Linked DNA regions of Homo sapiens: all the other regions are linked to region 1. Evidence: read pairs that join two places in POLR2A ChIA-PET (ENCODE). Cell type or tissue: K562. All regions are shown on one strand. Links, peaks and the distances in the headings refer to the core of each region. The heading gives the core; the rest is flanking DNA. Region 1 holds the start of LOC105376601 (a long non-coding RNA gene). Region 2 overlaps LGR4 (leucine rich repeat containing G protein-coupled receptor 4). Region 3 overlaps LGR4 (leucine rich repeat containing G protein-coupled receptor 4).

Region 1 (10,845 bases), core at 2,315-7,314:
ATGCTATGCCACCTCAGCCTACCCCTGACTAAAGCACAACCATTTCCCTTATGCTCTCTGAACTTCAGTTTGCTGTAAAATGAGAATAATTCTTCCTACATGGCAGGATTGTTGTGAACATTAAATGAGAAATCGATTAAGCCCTGGACACAGTACCTGGAACATAGCAAGTAGCTGTAATTAATAATCCCATGTAATAAGAGCTGTTTTGTTGTTTATAGAGACTAGTATGATGTAATGAGGGAAATGCATGATGTGAACTTGTACTGAGGGACACACAGACCAAAACATTTTCTCATCCATGACCTTATCATGATACCTATCCTTCCTCACTATAAAGCCATTCCATAAGGGCCATCTGGAAACACGTGTTTGACAAGATTAAGAGATTATGACACTGAGGTAGACAGATAAAGCAAGAGCTATCTTACACATTATGAAGGATTTGTTAAGGGGAGAAAAACCCATTAGCAACCAAGTTCCCATTGCATAAAGCCAGTTGCTGAAAGAATAAGACAGTGGAAACAGGTAAGTTTTGAAGAGGAAAGAGGAAATGTATGGTCTAAGGCATAGATGATACTGCAAGGGAGAATCCCTGGAGATCAGATCACCCATGGAGCATAAAACAGGAAGGGTGGAAAGGTTCCGGAAGAGGGATAGGAAAGAAGGACCAAAGTCCAACTTTGCCAGTTTTAAAATTTTGCATTAGGTAAGGACTAAAGAAAAAAATATTTTGTAAATTGACACCATTTTAAAGATTCCTATTGAATGATCTTGTTGAGTGAAAATTCATGAGTAATCACGAATTTTCATCCTGCATTTGATTTAAGGCTTAAGTCAGGATGGGTGTAAGAAGGAAATGCAGGAAATGGTAAACCCCTGTAATCAAGCAAGATAAAGTCCGTATGAGGAGTGACTATTTTACTTCACCCTGGCTCAGGCAATTTCTGGCAGTGCAGCTTTGGACCTTGCCCCAGGTTTATTCCACAGCTCGGAAGTTAAAGGCTACTCTGCTGCATGAGGAATTGCCAAAGGCACAGAGAACCCCACGACCTAGGCCTGAACAAGTCATTATCCAACAATATGCATTAAGTGTCCACACCCCACTCAAGACAAAAGAATTGCCCTCAGTCAATAAAACTGGGCTAGTGGACAAAAGCCACAGGGAGACCACTCTAAATTCAATAATAGAAAAGCTTTCTCATACTTAGAGCCGTTCAAAGGTTAGAATATAAAGTAGTAAGATCCCCATCACCAACTGTATTTCAAGCAGAGGCTGGCTTGTAGAAATTCAAATATTAAAGAGGAAACGGGACTTGATGAGTGTAAAGTTCACTTCCAATCTTCCAGTCCTATAAAGATAGAGGCATGACCTCCAACTACAATGAACTTACAGTTTCACCAAGATAAGACAAATTGTAAAAATAACAGCAGCTCCAAAGCAACATAAAATGAGCCAAATTAATGGTCTAAAAACTCACTATAACAATTCCAAAATGCAGCTCTCCAGAGAATATTCAAGAAAAACCTGAAATTTCTCATCCCTTTGCATAAGCAATAATTGGATTACTTCCTGGTAGTAAGAGAAAGAAGAAGAAAACAGATGATTTAGAGCCAGAGGAATTGGTAGACTGAGTCTCATGCTGTCCTACTGTGTTCCTGCATAAATGTGGTATAGAACGTGATGCCCACCAATGAAAAATAACCTCAAATAGGCTGAGCATGGTGGCTCATGCCTGTAATCCCAGCACTTTGGGAGGCTGAGGCAGGCGGCTTACTTAAGGTCAGGAGTTTGAGACCAGCATGGCCAACATGGTAAAAACCTGTCTCTACTAAAAATACAAAAATTAGCCGGGTGTGGTGGCATACACCTGTAGTCCCAGCTACTCGGGAGGCTGAGGCATGAGAATCGCTTGAACCCAGGAGGTGGAGGCTGTAGTGAGCGAGCTAGCCTGGGCAACAGACTAAGATGAAAAGAAAGAAAAAAAGAAAAGAAAAGAGAAAAGAAAAGAGGGGAGGGGAGGAGGTGGGGGAGGCAGAGAGGGAAGGGAGGGGAGGCGGAGGGAGAGGGGAGAGGAGGCAGAGGGGGAGGGGAGGGGAGGCGGAGGGGGAGGGGAGGGGAGAGGATGCTCAAATAAACAGTTGCTTTGCAATCTCATGAGAAAAACCAGATCTGCTTGAAGTGTTAATTCAGAAGACAGAATGTGTGACCTCATGATTTTTCATATGCTTTGCAATCATTACTTATTCATTCTTCATTTCTGACAGATAGGGGGATAGCTTATAAAATGTATTCCTCATCCTACTAACATCGTGCATCAGCTTGAAACAGGAAACACAAGACATACAAATTATTTAAGGCCTTGCTACTCAGTGTGGTCCAAAGACCAGCCATACTGGATCACCTGGGAATGCCTTGGCAATGCTGAATCAGCTCTTCTACCCACTGACTTCACTCCCAGACCTATGGAATCAGAATTTGCATTTTAATGAGAACTCCAGTGATTTCCATGTACACTAAAATTTGAGAAGTCCTAAACTGGGCAACAATGATTCTGTTGTCCACCTCCTGACCTTCCCCACCTGATATGGATTGGATGCTTGTCCCCTCCAAATCACATGTTGAAATGTGGCCTCCGGTGTTGGAGGTGGGCCTAGTGGGAGGTGTTTGAGTCATGGGGGTGGATGCCTCATGAATGACTTGCCGCTGCTGTCCTCACAGTAATGAGTGAGTTTTCTCTGAGTTCACAAGAGAACTGGTTGTTTAAAACAACCTAGCACCTCCTCCCCCCTCTCTCTTGCTTCCTCTCACGCTTCCATGTGACATGCTGGCTCTCCATCTCCTTCTTCCATGATTATAAGCTTCTTGAGGCCCTCACCAGAGCAAATGCTGGCATTATGCTTCATGTATAGCCAGCAGAACAATGAGCCAAATAAATCTCTTTTCTTTGTAAGTTACCCAGTCTTGGGTATTCCTTTATAGCAGCATAAAGGGACTTATACACCACTTGAAAGCTTTAAGAAGAAACAGCCTCTGAAAAACAAAAAAAGGAGAAAATTACTTGGACTATAATCATGAATGGAATCATTGATCAATCCATTTGCCTTGTTCTAGAAAATTTCCTATTGCTAACATGGTGCAGGCATGCTTTAACTGGGCTAGCAGAGCCTCTGGCTTGTTCTGACCCAAGTCAGCTGATTAGTCTCAGGTAGTTATTACACTTCAGGGGAAAGGAGAGGAAAGCCTTAAACAAGCGCCTTGACAAAGAAAGGCAGCTGTTTCTCATAAACTGCAATGAACAAGCCTAGCTAGGCTTCATTCATCCTTTATAACCTTCAGTCTCCTGCCTTTGTCAACAGAGAGAAATCCCTTCCTGCTGGGATGACTTTGGAGACACTAATAGCTGCAACGCAAGCTCGAGCTTGAATGGTAGTAAAGAAGAGCTTATTGCACCTCCACGTATGATAAATACACAAAACAAATATAAAGTATTTCCAAAAATACTTGCTGAATTCAAAAAGGCCATTCACTGTAGGAAATACCATAGATTTAATAATAGCTCTTCAGGAGGGGTAGTCAATGCTTCTTTAAATGAGACACAGACATGTCCCTGTTTTTAAAAAAAGTTAAATTAAGGAGGGGAGGGTTTGTGGGAGTATATCTTAGAATCAAGGAAACTTGGCAGATCAGTGCTTGACCATTTCATTGGCCAGTTTTGCTAACAAACATTAGCAATTAAGTTTTTACATTGCTTCCTGCAAATGTATGTGAAAAAATGAAGTTCACTGTTTTTTGAAGGCATTTGTTATACTGCAGAATGAAAACACAATCTGAAGGGCCATAAAGAGAAATATCAAGACTCCACCTTCTCCAGATACATTTGGGTTGAAAATTAGATAAATCTAGGGGCTTTGTGCTCCTGCAAAACACTGCCTTTCACGATCTGGGGCCTGAGTCTAATCACCTAATGTCCCATACTTGATAAGGAATGCCCATCAGACCATGAGTGTATACATGTGGAGTACATGGGATAGTATTGGTCAGAATCAGAGAGAAAAACTGAGGCCCCAAAGGGGGACAAATATTGTCTCCAAAATACACAACGAGTCAGTGAAATTCTGATTCCCTGAAGTACAAGTTCAGTATCTTTTTTAAAAAAAAGATGGAGTCTCACCCTGTCACCTAGGCTGGAGTGCCGTGATGCGATCTCAGCTCACTGTAACCTCCACCTCCCAGGTTCAAGCAATTCTCCCACCTCAGCCTCCCAAGTAGCTGGGAATACATGTGCACACCACCATGACCAGCTAATTTTTGGTATTTTTAGTAGAGACAAGGTTTCACCATGTTGGCCAGGCTGGTCTCAAACTCCTGACCTAAAGTAATCCATCTACCTCAGACTCCCAAATTGTTGGGATTACAGGTGTGAGCCACCACACCCAGCCTAAGTCCAGTATGTTTCATTCTCTCATACCTCCTCCTTCAGACCATCCTGGGGTCCTCTGATGTAACAGTCAAGCTCTTTTCAAATGAGTAAGATTCCTCCCACTCTAGCACTAGCAGGAGGAAAACACACCAGTTAAGAACTTCAGAAGGTCCCAATAGGACATCGAAAGCCAAAGTTAGACAATGTACTTCCCCTGTCCTGCCTGGATACAAAAATCCTCTAACAGCATTACCATGTGCCATGGAATTTACAATGGATTGTTTTTGCTAATGGAAAAGTACTTTCTTCCTATGGCCTTCTGGAAAATTGTGTTTTCTACTTTCTTTTTCTTGCTGTTAAATTAATTCTACATAAATATTAGGATTTTCAACAAGCTAAATTTATCATAGAGAAAGTTAAAAGGAAGAATCCTGTGGGTTAATGGGTGGGAAAATCTATGTCACAAGGAACTGTGGTCATATTTGCTTTTATAGACCTTTCTCTGAATTTTCTAAAAAATCGAAGTGGATATTTATAAAGCGCAAGTTTTTTAAAGAATTACTTCTCATAGAGGCCTCAAGCTTTCAAGAATAAGTATCACTAGCTTATTCTTCCCCTGAATGCTAAGGCTCCCTCTAGTGACCAAGAACATACACCAACTACAGGTATGAGAGTAAACATCTCTTGCTTTTAGATAACGCCTTGAAGTTTCAATAGCATTTTCACACACATCTGATCATTTAAAATAAGGCCACATGAAGTATGGTTTCCTCCATTTAAAAGGTAGGCAAACTGAGGCTGAAATGGGACCGACACTTATGCAAGGTCACATGGCTGGTAACTAGGAAACCAGAGCTAGAGATCAGGTCTGCTGACTCCTAGGCCCTATTGCTCTGTTGCACTGCCTCATATTCTATGGCAATTACATAAAGTCATGGTCATAGTCCGTTTTATGTGGCTTATAACAGAATAACTGAAACTGGGTAATTTATAAAGAAAAATAACTTATTTCTTACAGTTATGAAGGCTAAGAACTCCAAGGTTGAGGGGCCATATCTGGTGAGAGCCTTCTTGCTGGTGGGGACTCTCTGCAGAGTCCCAGGGTGGCACAGGGCATCACATGACAGGGAGGGCTGAGAAGGCTAGCTCCAGTCTCTATTCCTCTTCTTATAAAGCCACCAGTCCCACTCCCGTGATAACCCATTAACCCACTAATTCATTAATCTACGAATGGATTAATCCATTCACAAGGGCAGAGTTTTCATGATCCAATCACCTTTTAATGACCCTACTTCTCAATATTGCCACATCAGGGATCAAAGTTCAACATGAGTTTTGGAGGGGATAAATATTCACACCATAGTGATTATCCATGAATACTGTCATAAATGCTACTATCCTTTCTACCTTCATGAAATCACTTTCAGGGAATTTATGGAAGTGATTCTTGATTTTCAAGGGATCCCATTAGAAATCAGATGAGAGTTATGAACCCATACTTACAAATGTTTCCATACAATATCAGGAAATTTGTGGACCACATTGAAGGGCGTCCACTGATCCTCCATGACTCCAAGGACCCCAAGTTAAGAACCCATCAATAACTACTGGTTACAATCTTGAGATGTCAAGAACCCAAGGAAGTTTAACTTTGTAGCTCTTACTCTTTCCCTTAATTATGGTGTTTTCCATGCTTATCCAGTTATCTTTTCAGCCCATTATTCAGAGTATTTTCAAAGAATGAATAAATCAGTGTATATTCACTAACATTTAAGAAAAAGTCTGTGGATATTGCAATCAAGGAAGGCATTCTAGCATTCCCACAGGCATGTCTAGGATTAGTAGCAAATTGAGACGTTTCTAGGAAAGTAGCAATTTGGAAGCATTTTTTTCAAATGTAGGAGCACACCACAGTCTCACTGGCTAGCTCTGTGAAGAGCCTAAACAAGCAACACAGTGAATATAGGAAGAGCTTTTTTCAGTCAACAAAACCCAGCACTGACTAAATTCTTAGCTCTTTTCATCCTGGCATTTCTTTTTTTTTTAATTGTTTAATTTTATATATATATATTTTTATTATACTTTAAGTTCTAGGGTACATGTGCACAACGTGCAGGTTTGTTGCATATGTATACATGTGTCATGTTGGTGTGCTGCACCCATTAACTCGTCATTTACATTAGGTACATCCTGGCATTTCTAATGGCTTTGGAAAAGCGTGAATGAACAGTGACTAATTCACTAATTAACATGAGTCTCTTCCAGGTAAGCTCCACGAGGGTAGGGAGCATGTTTATATTGTTCATTCAAATTCTGGACACCAAACACCACCCTCGACACTAGTGCACACTCAACAAATATTTAATGAATGAATATGTGAATGGTCCTCATTGAGTCAGCCCCTCTGGGAACCCACTCATTTCCCCCTAATCAATGGCCTCTGGTTATCTGGGCTTGTTATCTATCTGTATCTATCTGTATGTAGGGTTATCTAGAACTCTACATATAGACAACCTCAGGCTCTGGATACTGGGCCACTCTTATGAAAAGTTCTGTTCTTTACCCCGTGATCCTCTCCTGCAGTCTAGATTGGGTGACAAACCAACCTAAGCAATAACAACAGCTTCCTACCTTAAACCTCCCAGAAATGGTGTCACAGTTTAAAAGGGATATTTTAAAATGTGAGTAAAAATGCAAGATTCTAATGACTAGAAGAACATTTCAATATCAAGGCAGACCCCTAAGTGTTCCTCTGAATTAGGAAGGTTTTTTTTGGATCTTCTTATGTACTGCCTACTCATCATGCCTTTGCATGTGTCTGAGCTTCTATCATACAACTTTCCTGAGTTTTTCATAGACTCTGCCCACCTACTACAATGTCACCTCAAAAATGTCTTTTCCAGCTCCCCTGGTTGGCAACTCCTGCTTGTTTCCATAGCAGAGTTCATACCTTTATGACTGTGCTATGATACTATCATGATTATATATATTTTTCCCCATATGGCAGTAAATCCAACAACAGGAGCGGGAGGTGCTGAGTTCAAGAACGAACTATACCTCTCATTCTCCAGTTTATTTTGCTTATCTTGATTGCAAATTCAATTTTTTATTTTGATTCTGACACATCCAATTTTGTTTAGCAGTTACTGGCAACACTGTCATGAAGGCACAGAGGCTTCTAAATTAAAAATTAAGGGCTAAACCACTACAAAGCTGGGATTTTAGGTGCAGTTGGGTCCTAACCACCGCTCACTAGACTTTTCACCCATAGTGCTCCTCTTTTCACAATCATTGATTATCTTATTTAAATCAAAATTTCCCAAATTTTAGGTGTTTGAGTTCTACCTTCAAGATTTTTGCCATATTAAAGTAGCACCTGAGCTAATATTTACTGAAAAGCTTTCTTTAACTCAACTTTTAACATCACTTTTGCTTTGTAAGTACTGTAATATCCATGAAATATGAGATTTGACATGCCATTTTTCATGAATACACATTAAACAAAAAACTATTAAAATGAAAAAATGCGGGGCCGGGCGCGGTGGCTCACGCCTGTAATCCCAGCACTTTGGGAGGCCGAGGCGGGCGGATCACGAGGTCAGGAGATCGAGACCATGGTGAAACCCCGTCTCTACTAAAAATACAAAAAATTAGCCGGGCGTGATGGCGGACGCCTGTAGTCCCAGCTACTTGGGAGGCTGAGGCAGGAGAATGGTGTGAACCCAGGAGGCGGAGCTTGCAGTGAGCCGAGATTGCGCCACTGCACTCCAGCCTGGGCGACAGAGCGAGACTCCATCTCAAAAAAAAAAAAAAAAAAAAAAAAAAAAAGCATTAAAATAATCTCATAACTGTTAAAAGTTTAAAAACACCTATGTAGCCATGAAAATCACCTCCAAGTATTATCCATGGCATTACCTGATCCACTTTGTGAAATACTCTTTTTTTTTTGGGACGGAGTCTTGCTCTGTCGCCCAGGCTGGAGTGCAGTGGCCTGATCTCCGCTCACTGCAAGCTCTGTCTCCCGGGTTCACGCTATCCTCCTGCCTCAGCCTCCCCAGTAGCTGGGACTACAGGCGCCCGCCACCACAACCGGCTAATTTTTTTTTGTATTTTTAGTAGCGACGGGGTTTCACCGTGTTAGCCAGGATGGTCTCGATCTCCTGACCTCGTGATCCCCCCGCCTTGGCCTCCCAAAGTGCTGGAATTACAGGCGTGGTGAAATACTCTTTAAAGCCCCCACTACCCACCTCGTGCCTCCTATCCAAACCTATCCCTTCATTCTCAGCAGACCACGCCACCTTCTTGAAAAAGGCAGTCCGTCAGACTTGAATTCCCCCAACTTGCTTCTCGCCATAGTTTCCTACTCCATACAGAGACCTGAAAGCATTACTTCATCTGGTTCCCATCCTTGGATCTACTTGCTCTGCTCTCAGAAGAGAAGTTGCCCTTCTTTCTGTTCAAGAAATGTCCACTTGCTTGTGTTCTGAAGCTTATCCCAGTGGACTGCCTTAAGGATCTTACTCCATCAAATAACTTCTCTCTTGCTTGTCGTTATCTTAATTATTTTGAATTGTGAAATGTTATGCATAGAAAAGAATATAAACATATTTGTTTAAATTAAATAATAATGAAAATACAGGCCGGGGGCAGTGGCTCACACCTGTAATCCCAGCACTTTGGGAGGCCGAGGCAGGCAGATAACGAGGTCAGGAGATCGAGACCATCCTGGCTAACACGGTGAAACCCCGTCTCTACTAAAAAATACAAAAAATTAGCCGGGCGTCATGGCGGGCTCCTGCAGTTCCAGCTACTCGGGAGGCTGAGGCAGGAGAATGGCGTGAACCCGGGAGGCGGAGCTTGCAGTGAGCGGAGATCGCACCACTGCAATCCAGCCTGGGCGACAGAGCAAGACTCCGTCTCAAAAAAATAAATTAAATTAAATAAAAAAGAAAATACAAGCACCCGTATAACCATCACTCAGGTTAATAGAGCGCTACTGATACCTTCAAACACACTTTGTGCACCTCCTTGTTGTATCTCTCTCCCTCTCACCCAAGTGTAAACTAGCCATTCTTTATAGTTTTACTACCTGTGTATGTAGACTTAAGCAGTGTATCATTTAGTTTTGCTTAGTTTTAAATTTTATGTAAATTGAATCATACTGATTATACTCTGACTCATTTCTTTTTCTCAATATTATGCTCCAGAGGTTTATCCATGTGGGTGTGTATAGTGTTAGTTTCTTTATTTTCACTTCTGTGGAGTATTTCATTTCATGACTGATCCACAAGGTTCTTTCATCTGTAGAATATTCCATTACATGACTAATCCACAATGTATTTATCATGTTACTGTTGTTGGGTATTTGAGCTGTTTTGAGCTCTTAGTTATTATAAGAAATACTATTATTTATGACACTCCTGTACTGTGTCCTGATGCATATGAAGATTTCTCTAGGGAGGTGACTTTCAAAATTTCTCGATCACAACTCACAATAAGAAACACATTTTACAACACAACCAAAAAAGATGAACAGAACAATACAAAACATGACTATTAGCGACCCAAAAGATTAACAAAACTGCAGTAATGCATTCTGATATTTTCTGTTTCTTTGTTGTTCTGTTTAACTTTACCATATCCTGTTCTAATTCACTTTTTTAAATGCTGGTTCACCCACTAGTGTGACCTGACCCCAATTAAGAAAAATTAGAAAGTGCCATAGGACATACCTAGGAGTGACATTGCGGAGTTTTGAAGCACATGTATATTTTAACTTTTCAATAAATCATGTTCCAATGGCACACTCTCAATTTATACTACCACCAACAGAAAATGTAAGTTACATTGTTCTATGGCCTTGGTAACTTTTTAATTTATAATTTTTTTCCATTTGTTGTTATTACATGGTATTTCATTGTGGTTTTAATTTACATTTTCACAGTTAGATAGAGCATATTTTCCTATGTTATAGGTCATCTGTGTTTCCTCTTTCATGAAATGCCTGTTTATATTTTGGCCATTTTCCTATTAGGATATCCACATCTGATATATTCATAGAAGTCGTAAATATTTTCTGGGTACTGATTGTTTTTTGGAAATAAATTGAAATATCATCTCCCACTTCATGGCTTGTCTTTTAATTTTATTGTGTTTCTTAATTAACTGCAGTTATGTAACATGGTCAAATTTATCAATCTTTTCCTCTATGATTTGCATTTTTGTCCTTGTTTAATGTCGTAAGGCCTCTTTCTGTATCAAAAGATTATATTCTACTACCTAGTCTTCTAAAAGCGCTAAGCTTATGCTTTCACATTTAAATCTCTTATCCACCAAAAATTGATTTATATGTATGGTGCAAGGTTGAGATATTTATTTTATTAATATACATGGACCACCCCAGCACTTTTTATTTAATGGT
Region 2 (5,000 bases), core at 1-5,000, 140 kb after region 1:
CAACACTACACCAGATGACCTTCCTGACGAGCTACTTATAGATAAAACTTGGCCAGGTGCAGAGGCTCATGGCTGTAATCCTAGCACTTTGGGAGGCCAAGTCGGGAGATCACTTGAGATCAGGCGTTCGAGACCAGCCTGGCCAATATGGTGAAAACCCATGTCTACTAAAAATACAAATTAGCTGGGCATGGTGACGCACGCCTGTAATCCCAGTTGCTTGGGAGGCTGAGGAAGGAGAATAGCTTGAACCCAGGAAGCAGAGGCTGCAGTGAGCTGAGATTACACCACTATACTCCAGCCTGGGCAACAGAGTGAGACTCTGTCTCAAAAAACAAACAAACAAACAACAACAACAACAACAAAAACTCAGAGATAACAATGCTACTAGACAGAGTCTCTTAAATGATCAAATTCTAATGATGGTATTATCCTTTCTAGATAACACTTATTTGACCAAGTGCCTCTTCTGTTCTGTTCATCAGCTACTTTTTTTTTTTTTGAGATGAAGTCTCACTCTGTTGCCCAGGCTGGAGTGCAGTGGTGCAATCTCGGTTCACTGCAACCTCCGCCTCCTGGGTTCAAGCTATTCTCCTGCCTCAGCCTCCCAAGTAGCTGGGATTACAGATGCCTGCCACCACACCCAGCTAATTTTTGTATTTTTAGTAGAGATGGGGTTTCATCATGTTAGCCAGGCTGGTCTTGAACTCCTGACCTCAAGTGATCCTCCCACCTCAGCCTCCCAAAGTGCTGTGATTACAGGTATAAGCAACTGTGCCCAGCTCATCAACTACTTTGAATGCATCTAGTGCCAGGCTGGAGGCAAATGGTTCACATATCTTAACCTCACAATAATCCTAAGAGGTAGGTTCTATCGCTATTCTCATTTTACAGAACTGGAAATGGAACTTCTTTTTTTTTTTTTGAGACGGAGTCTCGCTCTGTCACCCAGGCTGGAGTGCAGTGGCGCGATCTGGGGCTCACTGCAAGCTCCGCCTCCTGGGTTTTTGCCATTCTCCTGCCTCAGCCTCCTGAGTTGCTGGGAGTACAGGCGCCCACTACCACGCCCGGCTAATTTTTTGTATTTTTAGTAGAGATGGGGTTTCACCGTGTTAGCCAGGATGGTCTCGATCTCCTGACCTCGTGATCCACCCACCTTGGCCTCCCAAAGTGCTGGGATTACAGGTGTGAGCCACTGCTCCTGGCCAAATGGAACTTCTTAAAGTCACCTCGAAATGATGTCAAGCCAGGATCTGAATACCCAGACAATCTTCAAAATCCTGTCTCCCGAATCACTACACCATAATGCAAAGAAAGAAAGAAATAAAAGACAGAGAGAGAGAGAGAAAGAAAGAAAGAAAGAAAGAAAGAGAGAGAGAGAGGATGGGAGGGGAGGGGAGGGGAGGGGAGGAAGGAAGGAAAGAAACTGTCAGGCACTAATGAATGATTTTAAGAAATATTCTAAAACTACTTATTTATCCAGGAAATTTATCCTGGATGGATAAATTATAAGGATGGATGTTTCACTTGGCTTGGTGAAAAGTGAAGACAACACTTATATAACTAACAATATATATGTAATAGTGTTTTCACCATATTTTTTTATCATGTATATGGAGAGGAAAAAGAACAAAATCCCAGGAAAATAAATCATGATAGCAGTAAAGATATTTTCTATAAGCCCTACAATTTTTGTCATTATAGTTTACAACATGGCAATAAAAATAGCTATTGGACCACTCACTCACCACAGGTGTTAATATCGTTTGTTCATATGTTATTACGTACCTATCACACAGCTGCAGGTAACTCTAACCCTACATGTCTTACGCTTGCAAATCTTGAATCTGTTTGATAGATAGGCCCTTAGCTATACCAGTCTTTGCACTGCATTGCGGGGATAGGAGGGGGTGTTGAAGGGAGATGGAGGGATTTGAGGGGGTGGGAATGGCACTAAAAAATCTGGCATATATCTGTCTGTTTGGTTACTAACTAGTTTTAATTTCAAAAAATCCCCCCTTCCATTTTACTTTGGTTCTTCTGCTGTTTCCACCCAATATTTAGATAGAAACATGAGCCAAAAAAGTTGGGATGGGTCTTAAATTTGGGGGCCAGCAGGCTAAAAAGCTTGGCCCAGAATGCAAACTGCCACTTATGTGGCTGACTCAGGACAACCAATGTAAACATGTAAGTTAGTCCAAATATACACACACTTGTTTATATTTTAAAACTTATTTTGCATCTTAGTAATTTCTTCCCTAAAAATAGCCAAGGAACCCTACTGTTTTGGCCAATTTTTTTTTTTATAAATTGCTGTTTTGAAAAGAAATTATAATTATCCATGTGTATTGAACAGACCAAAGACATGCTACTATTTTCTAGTGTTGAGAAAAGTTTCAAAGTGCTACCTAGAAGCAATCATTAAAACCAACGTACCTCCATAAAATGCATTTTTTATCAAATGCTTTATAAATAAATAGTGAGTTAAAATTGAGAAGGAGTGACTATTTTTATTGCATGTCACCTGGTCAGGTATTTCCTGCAAGAACAGGGACTAGATCCGTCCTTCCAATCCTTGTAATGCTAGGCATGAAAAGAAGGTGGTCCTATTTTTAAAGTCTTTATGGATTTTTACTTGAATCTCTTTTAAAGGACTAGTGTGTGTGTGTGTGTGTGTGTGTGTGTGTGTGTGTGTTTATGCTAAAAGAAATCATAAAGCTAGGCACAATGGCTCAAGCTTATAATTCCAGCACTTTGGGAGGTACAGGCAGGAGGACCTCCTGAGCCCAGGAGTCTGAGATCAGCCTGGGTAACATAGTGAGATTCTGTCTCTACAAAAAAGATTAAAAAATACAGCCAGGAGGGGTGGCGTGCCCTGTAGTCCCAGATACTCAGGACAGGGGTGAGGTGGCTGAGATGGAAGGACAACTTGAGCTTGCGAGGTTAAGATTGCAGTGAGCTATGATCGCTCCAGTGCACTCCAGCCTGAGCAACACAGCAAGACTCTCCACCCGCCCCAGGAAAAAAAAGACATAGAAACCATAGAGATGACCTAGTTCAAGTCATTCTCACCCCCACCTTTGGAACTTGTACTGATGAGTAAATCAAAGGCCATTTCTTTATTCAAAGCCACACAACCAGAATCAAGACCCAAATCTTGGTCTGTGCATTTTCCACATTTCTCCCAATACAAACTGATAACTAGTATGTATTACATAAAAACATCATTATCTAAAAATTGCAAGAGATGGCAAAACAAATGCAAGTCTAGAATGAACATCTATTTTCCTTACCTAAGACATTTATACTCTTCTGAAAAATGTATAGCAATAGTTCTCAACCAGGGGTGATCTGGCATTGGAGACAGTTGGCAATGTCTGAGGATATTTTTGGTTGCCACCACTTGGCAGGCAGAAGCTGGGAGGTTACTGGTATCTAGTGAGTAGGGGCCAGGGATGGTGTTAAGCCTCCTACAATGCCTAAGACAGACCCTATGATGGTTAATTTTATGTGTCAACTTACTAAGCCATGGAGTTCCCACATATTTGGTTAAACGTTATTCTTGGTATATATATAAGGGTGTTTCTGGATGAGATGATCATTGTAATCAGTAAACTGAGTAAACCAGATTGCACTCCTTAATATGGGTGGGCCTCATCCAATCTGTTGAAGGTTAGAAAACAATTAAAAGGTGAAGTAAAGGAGAATTTGCTCTCTCTGCCTAACTGTCTTTGAGCTGAGACTTTGGCCTTCTGACTCATGCTCGAACTAGAACTTACACCATTGACTCTCTTGGCTCTCAGGCCTTCAGACTCTAACTGAAACTTACCCCATCAGCTCTCCCGGGTCCCAGGCCTTCAGTCGTGGACTGGAACTATACCTCCAATAACCACCTGAGCCAATTCCTTTTAATCAATCTCAGTAAACATATATACATATATCCTATATATATTCTACTGGTCCTATTTCTTTGGAAAACCCAGGCTAATACCGGCCCCTACAACAAGAATTATCCAGCACAAAATGTCAATGCCAAGGTTAAAAAACCCTGATGTATAAGAATATTGACATTTTCATAATGGAGATGTCGTGATGGTAAATGGAGATTTACCATTTTAAATGTACAGTTCAGTAGCATCCATCACTACCATCCATCCACATAGAACTTTTTTCATCTTGCAAAACTGAAACTCTACCCATTAATCAGTAACTCCCTATTCCCCACTCCCCCTAGCCCTTGGCATCCACCATGCTACTTTCTGTCTCTATGAATTTTGACTACTCTAAGTACCTATATGAATGGAATTATACAGTGTTTCTCCTTTTGTGACTGGCTTATTTCACTTAGCATGTCTTCAAAGTTCATCCATTTTGTAGCATGTGTCAGGATGGATTTCCTTCCTTTTTAAGGCTAAATAATATTCTATTGTATGTGTGTATATGCCATATTTTGTTTATCCAATTACCCATCAATGGACATGTGGGGTGCTTCTACATTTTGGCTATTGTGAATAATGCTGCTATGAGCACAGGTGTGCAAATATTTCTTTTAAAATCCTGCTTTCAATTTGCGGGGAATACATATACCCAGGAGTGAAATTGCTGGGCCATATGGCAACTCTATTTTTAATTTTTTGAGGAACCACCACAGTTTTCCACAGAAACTATGTCATTTAACATTCCCTTGGGTGCATTTTTACTCGGCAATGCTCTCAATAGCAGAAGTTTTCTTTTGTCTACCTCTCTCTGCTCCACTTCCCTCCCTGTACCCTGGCCATTTTATGAAGCAGGTAGTGAGCGAATACTTTAAAAACTGGGACACTCTTAAAGACACCCTAGGGAGTGATTTTTTAAATATGAATTGTCACTCTCTGGTTTTCCTTGAGGTAGGATTTCTCTTTTTTTTTTTTTTTTTTTTTTGAGACGGAGTCTCGCTCTGTTGCTCAGGCAGGAGTGCAGTGGCACGATCTCAGCTCACTGCAACCTCCGCCTCTCAGGTT
Region 3 (5,000 bases), core at 1-5,000, 120 kb after region 1:
CCATGCTGTCTGACATCTTCTGTTTTTTTCAGGTACCAAGGCTGAGTACTTCCCAGCAAGAGGAATCCAAAACATGCTTCTCTACAGCCTTGGAATCCTTAAGAGGACAGATGCCACAACACCCATATTGACACTTAAAAATAAACATTAATTATGGCAGAGACAAGTTATCAACTTGTAAAGTCATTATCTATTTAAGGTACTTCAACACCCTAAGTATAATCTTTCTTAACAACTTGGAAAGGCTAGAGAAAATGTCACCTTCAAATCTTAGAAATGAATTTAAAAAAACTTGTTTCTATCAGAAAAATGTTTAATTCATTTTATGATCATCTACTTTCGTGGATTGAAATCTTTTTTTTTTTTTTTTTTGAGACTGGAGTCTCACTTTGTTGCCCCAGGCTAGAATGCAGTGGCACAATCATGGCTCACTGCAGCCTCAACTGCCCAGGCTCAAGCAATTCTCCCACCTCAGCTTCCCAAGTGGCTGGGACTACAGGCAAGCACCACCTTACTTGGCTAATTATTTTATTATTATTTGTAGAGACCAGGTTTCACTGTGTTGCCCAGGCTGGTAAAACCTCTACTTTAGTACCTTTTAGGATATTCCCTTCAAAGACTTTCAAAGCTGTGCTGTCATTGTTAAGAAAATGAAACAACACAAAAAAGATTGGGAAGAAATATTTGCAAAACATATAAAGAATTTATATTACAATGTAGAAAGAACTCTTATAATCAATAATAAGAAAAGTCTGATTTTAAAATGGGCTTTTAAGATTTGAACAGATACTTCACCAAATAAGATACACAAATGGCAAATAAGCACATGAAAAGATGTTCATAGTAGTTACGAAGGAAATGCAAATCAGACCACAATGAGACATGATACAACTTTTAGAATGGCTAAATTTTTTTTAAATAGCAGCTGACAATACCAAGTACTGATAAAGATGTGGAACAACTGGAACTCTCATATGCTGTTGGCAACAAGCAAGATGGTACAACCACTTTGGAAAACAGTTTGGTAATTTCTTATAAAATTAAACATATACTTATGACTATATGACCCAGCAATCCTAGACATAAATTATATATACATAATTATATGTTTTAATATATATGTATTATATATAAATATAATATATAATAATATATATAATTATATATATACACATATATATGTGTATATATATCCCCAAACTGGAAACAACCTAAATTAGTGAATGGATAAAGAAATTTTGGTATGTCTATACAATGGAATGTTATCCAGCACAAAAAGGAGCAGACTACTGATACAAGCAACAATATGGATGATTTCAAACACCTTATGCTAAGTAAAAGAGGCTAGATGCAACAGGCTACATATTGCACGATTCCATTTATACAGCATTCTGGAAAAGGTGAACCTATAGACACAGAAAATTGATCAGTGGTGGCAACAGTTGGGGGGTGGAGAAAAGGCTGGCTACGAAGAGGCATTAAAAAAATTTATGTGGTGATAGAAATGATCTATATCTTGATTTTGATAGCAGTTACACAATTGTAGTTTTTCAAAACAATTGTATATTAAAAAGTGTGAATTTGGCTGTATGTAATTAAGTCTCAATACCTGTATTTTGTGGGTTTTTTCTTTTATAACTAAGAGTATATATGATAGTGTCTTCTCACATTTCCCCCTCAGAAAAAAAATAATTCATCCTATGTCTAGCCATTCTCCAAGTCCTACTCTAAATGAAAAATTCTGATGCATAGCTCTGTCTTGAGAATCGAGAAATATGGGGCTCTTTTCTGTCTTTGCGATTTTGGCTATCAATTTGTAGCAGAACACTGGGTCCAGTTTCTTCATTATCTCTTTACTGAGCACCTATTAGGTCTGTGCCTGTGTGCTAGGACAAGTGAGACACAGTCTCTACCCTCAAGAGCTGTCTGAGGCAGTGAGAGGAACAAAACAAGTAAATACTATGACGTGTGACTCAGCAAGTGAAGATGATCGAATCAGACCTGGAGCTCAAAAAAGGCTTCCAACACCAAAGCTGTTGTGCACAGGTACAAAGGGCAGATATTACTAATATCAAAGTTAAGTATATCACATATAAAAATAAGTATGTTCATAACAATTATTTAGATTTTTATATAAAATATATATTACGTATAATATACATACACACATGTACATTCATACACACACACCTATATATGTATATGGTCATAATGTAATTGCAATCCACACTGGGTTCATACTAAAAGAAAAAATTTGTTGAAAGCCTCTGAACTAGATAATGTGTGTCTTGGGGGAAGGTGGAGGGCGCCTTCTTGTCAGAAAGAATATCATGTGTGAAAGCATGGTCAAATGAGATAAAACCAGAGTGGTCAAAGAGATAAAACCATCAAGGAATTAGAGAATTACAAGCAGTATGGTCCAAAAAGATAAGACCACCAAGGAATTTGATCATTATAGGCAGTATGTGTACAAGTGGTGAGAAAAGCTACCAAGACAAGCAAAAACTACATCCCAAAAGGCCTTCATATGTGACCTTTAGAAATCAGAACTTTATTCTAAAAGTGTGGAAAGCTGCCAGCAAAGTTTATGCACATCAAATTTGCTGTAGAAACGTCATCCTGACAGCCATATATTACAATGGGACGAAGGGAGGGGAAGCTAGGAAGAAGAAACCCAGACCTGCTTAATTCCAGCTTCCTTCACTGTAAAATATTTTGTACCAACTAACCTCTAAGGCCCTTTCTAAATCTATCATGATTACTCCTACTTTGACATTCCTGCTCCTGCACATTCCATGCATAATTATGGAACCCTAAGAAACCCTTAGATTCATGCTTTTCCTAGCTGTATGTGTAGGCCCATTTGCTTGTGTTAGCAAGTATGGGAGTAAGTACAGGCTAAAATAGACCCCCTTCAGAATTACAAGAGTTCAGCAATTAAGAAAGACGCATGACTTCATTTCCAAAGGTACCATTTTATGCTGTAATTGTTTACACTCTTGATGAAGCAATACAGCCTAGGAGACATTTAAGGGTGTGTTCTTCAAGGGGAAGCTAACACTAGAAGGTAGAAAAGAGTGAGGATAAAACACTGGTGTGTAAATATCACAACACAACAAAAGGTATGTGTGGCTTAAATTACAAATTCTTAAAAGGGTAACTAAAAAATAAAACTATTAGATGGTGCCCACCTACAAAGAAAGAAAGAAAATAAATAAAACTAGTTAGACTAATTCAATATTTTCTAGCTTTAAAACAAGTTCAGCTTCTTTTGGTTTTGTTTATTTGTTTGTTTTTCTTTTGGTCTTTTTAAACAGGCTAGTTTTCACAAGTGTGGGATATGTTCTAAAGAGAAAAATATAAAATGCTCTAATTCTGGAGTAATGTCTATTAAATGGCAAAGAAAAATAAATGCCAAAGACAAAAAAAATTACTTTCCTGTCTCTAATTTGATCAAGAACCCTACCATCTGGCAACACAGGGAATAGATAAGGGTTAAAACTATAATATTCCTTGTTTTCTTCCTACCTAACTGGTGTTCCCAGGCATCTCTGGGTGTCAACAGCTGTTCTGGTAACCCTACGATGACAAAACAGTGTTTATTACCAGCCAAAACACACAGACAAAATACTATTTCAATAGTCCATTTAACATCAACAAGAAGTATTATAAAGATTATCGTCTGGGCAAATTGGAAACACTCAATTACTTCATCCTAGCAGACAAAATGCACTATTCATAAAGAAAACAATCCAACAGCATTTACTATGGTAAATATTCTAATTAACTAAATGGGTTATGTTTTATTATGGCTACACTTATTAACGCGACTGATAGGAAAACATTACTTCACCGTCCTTGCCTTCAAACATGCACGCCCACGAAAACTTCTGTTTAGACGCGTATTTTTTAAACTTCAGCTCACAACCAATTAATAGATTGTGAAATCATTTCAATGGGTCATAGCCAACTTTTTTAAAAAATTGAAAGAGGAAAGAATAGAACAGAAAAATGCCAGAATGCATCAAATGTTGTAAAGGTAAGTATCAATTCAGGAAAATGTTTCAGCATGTACCTGCTTCTCTCTTCCTGACTGCAAACTCTGAATGCCCTGATTTAGCCTCAAGTTCGAATATATTGTCCATGAAACAGACTCAAAACCATGAGTTCAAGGAATTGCCTACTCAAGTCAAATATTTCTTATTCCTCCATTTAAACTGAATCAAAATTACAGCTGCCTTCCTAGTACCACAAGCTTGGCCCAGTGATTTTAAAAACCTTTAAAGTTTCCCTTTTCTTTGTCCATACCCTAATCTTTAATATTTTAGTGACATGGGCCCCCTAAAACTGACAGTAACAGTATGAGAGAATGCCACTGAGATCCCATGGGGTATTTACAAGAATTTCTTACACTTCTATTTTCAACTGTTTCTATAGAACTGGTGATAAACTGAGTTAGCTGTATTTTCACTCTGCTACTCCTGGGTTCTATTGAGTTTTTAGAAGTATACATTAACATCGTGACATTTTTTTCACTTACTGTGCATAAAATGTTTATACATAACCTGATAAAACCATCCCTAGATAACATATTGATTTTAAGATTAAAAAAACAAAACAAAGGGAAAAAAACACAAAAAACCTACACTCCAGTAAATCCCTCCTAATGCCCCCAGTCTGAAAGGGGCCTTCCAATAAGCACTGTTTGTACATCCAATAAGTGACCTAGGCAAGAACAGCTCCAGTTTCTAAGACACTAAGGCACTGACCTCATTATGTTGAGGCAAGAGGAGAATTCTAAATGATGAGGCAATCCATATACCCTGAAGACCAGCTGCCAACCGTCAGAGCCTGAACCCAAAGGCAAGCTTCCTGGGATTTCACCATCCCCATAATGCAGGCTTGTGGAGCAATCACTTCGCCTCAGGCGATGAGGCGTGCAGACTCCCCTCCCAAACACATACCCCACACACACTCTCTCTCCTTCTCCCCTCTGCTCT

The links. Peaks named below come from ENCODE experiments on the same cell type or tissue, not always from the same donor. Only the 100,000 strongest peaks of a DNase experiment are listed, where the experiment ranks them.
Region 2: POLR2A ChIA-PET joins it to region 1 with 6 read pairs; 4 of 35 experiments call an interaction of 5 or more read pairs at or near these places.
Region 3: POLR2A ChIA-PET joins it to region 1 with 5 read pairs; 3 of 35 experiments call an interaction of 5 or more read pairs at or near these places.

What each region holds. Positions count from the first base shown.
Region 1 is chr11:27,291,536-27,302,380 of GRCh38, forward strand. It overlaps LOC105376601 (a long non-coding RNA gene), which reads right to left and starts at 6,455. Exons shown (of 2, transcript XR_931142.3): 1 at 4,473-6,455; 2 at 1-3,034. In K562, for the core only: a CTCF peak has its summit at 5,065 (motif pointing left); a DNase peak (open chromatin) is centred at 5,056.
Region 2 is chr11:27,435,004-27,440,003 of GRCh38, forward strand. All of the region lies in intron 1 of LGR4 (leucine rich repeat containing G protein-coupled receptor 4), which reads right to left. Among named protein-coding and RNA genes, the nearest start is that of LGR4-AS1, 34 kb to the right of the region's middle. In K562, for the core only: no CTCF peak of the experiment used is centred there; no DNase peak of the experiment used is centred there.
Region 3 is chr11:27,418,479-27,423,478 of GRCh38, forward strand. All of the region lies in intron 1 of LGR4 (leucine rich repeat containing G protein-coupled receptor 4), which reads right to left. Among named protein-coding and RNA genes, the nearest start is that of LGR4-AS1, 51 kb to the right of the region's middle. In K562, for the core only: no CTCF peak of the experiment used is centred there; DNase peaks (open chromatin) are centred at 1,913 and 2,373.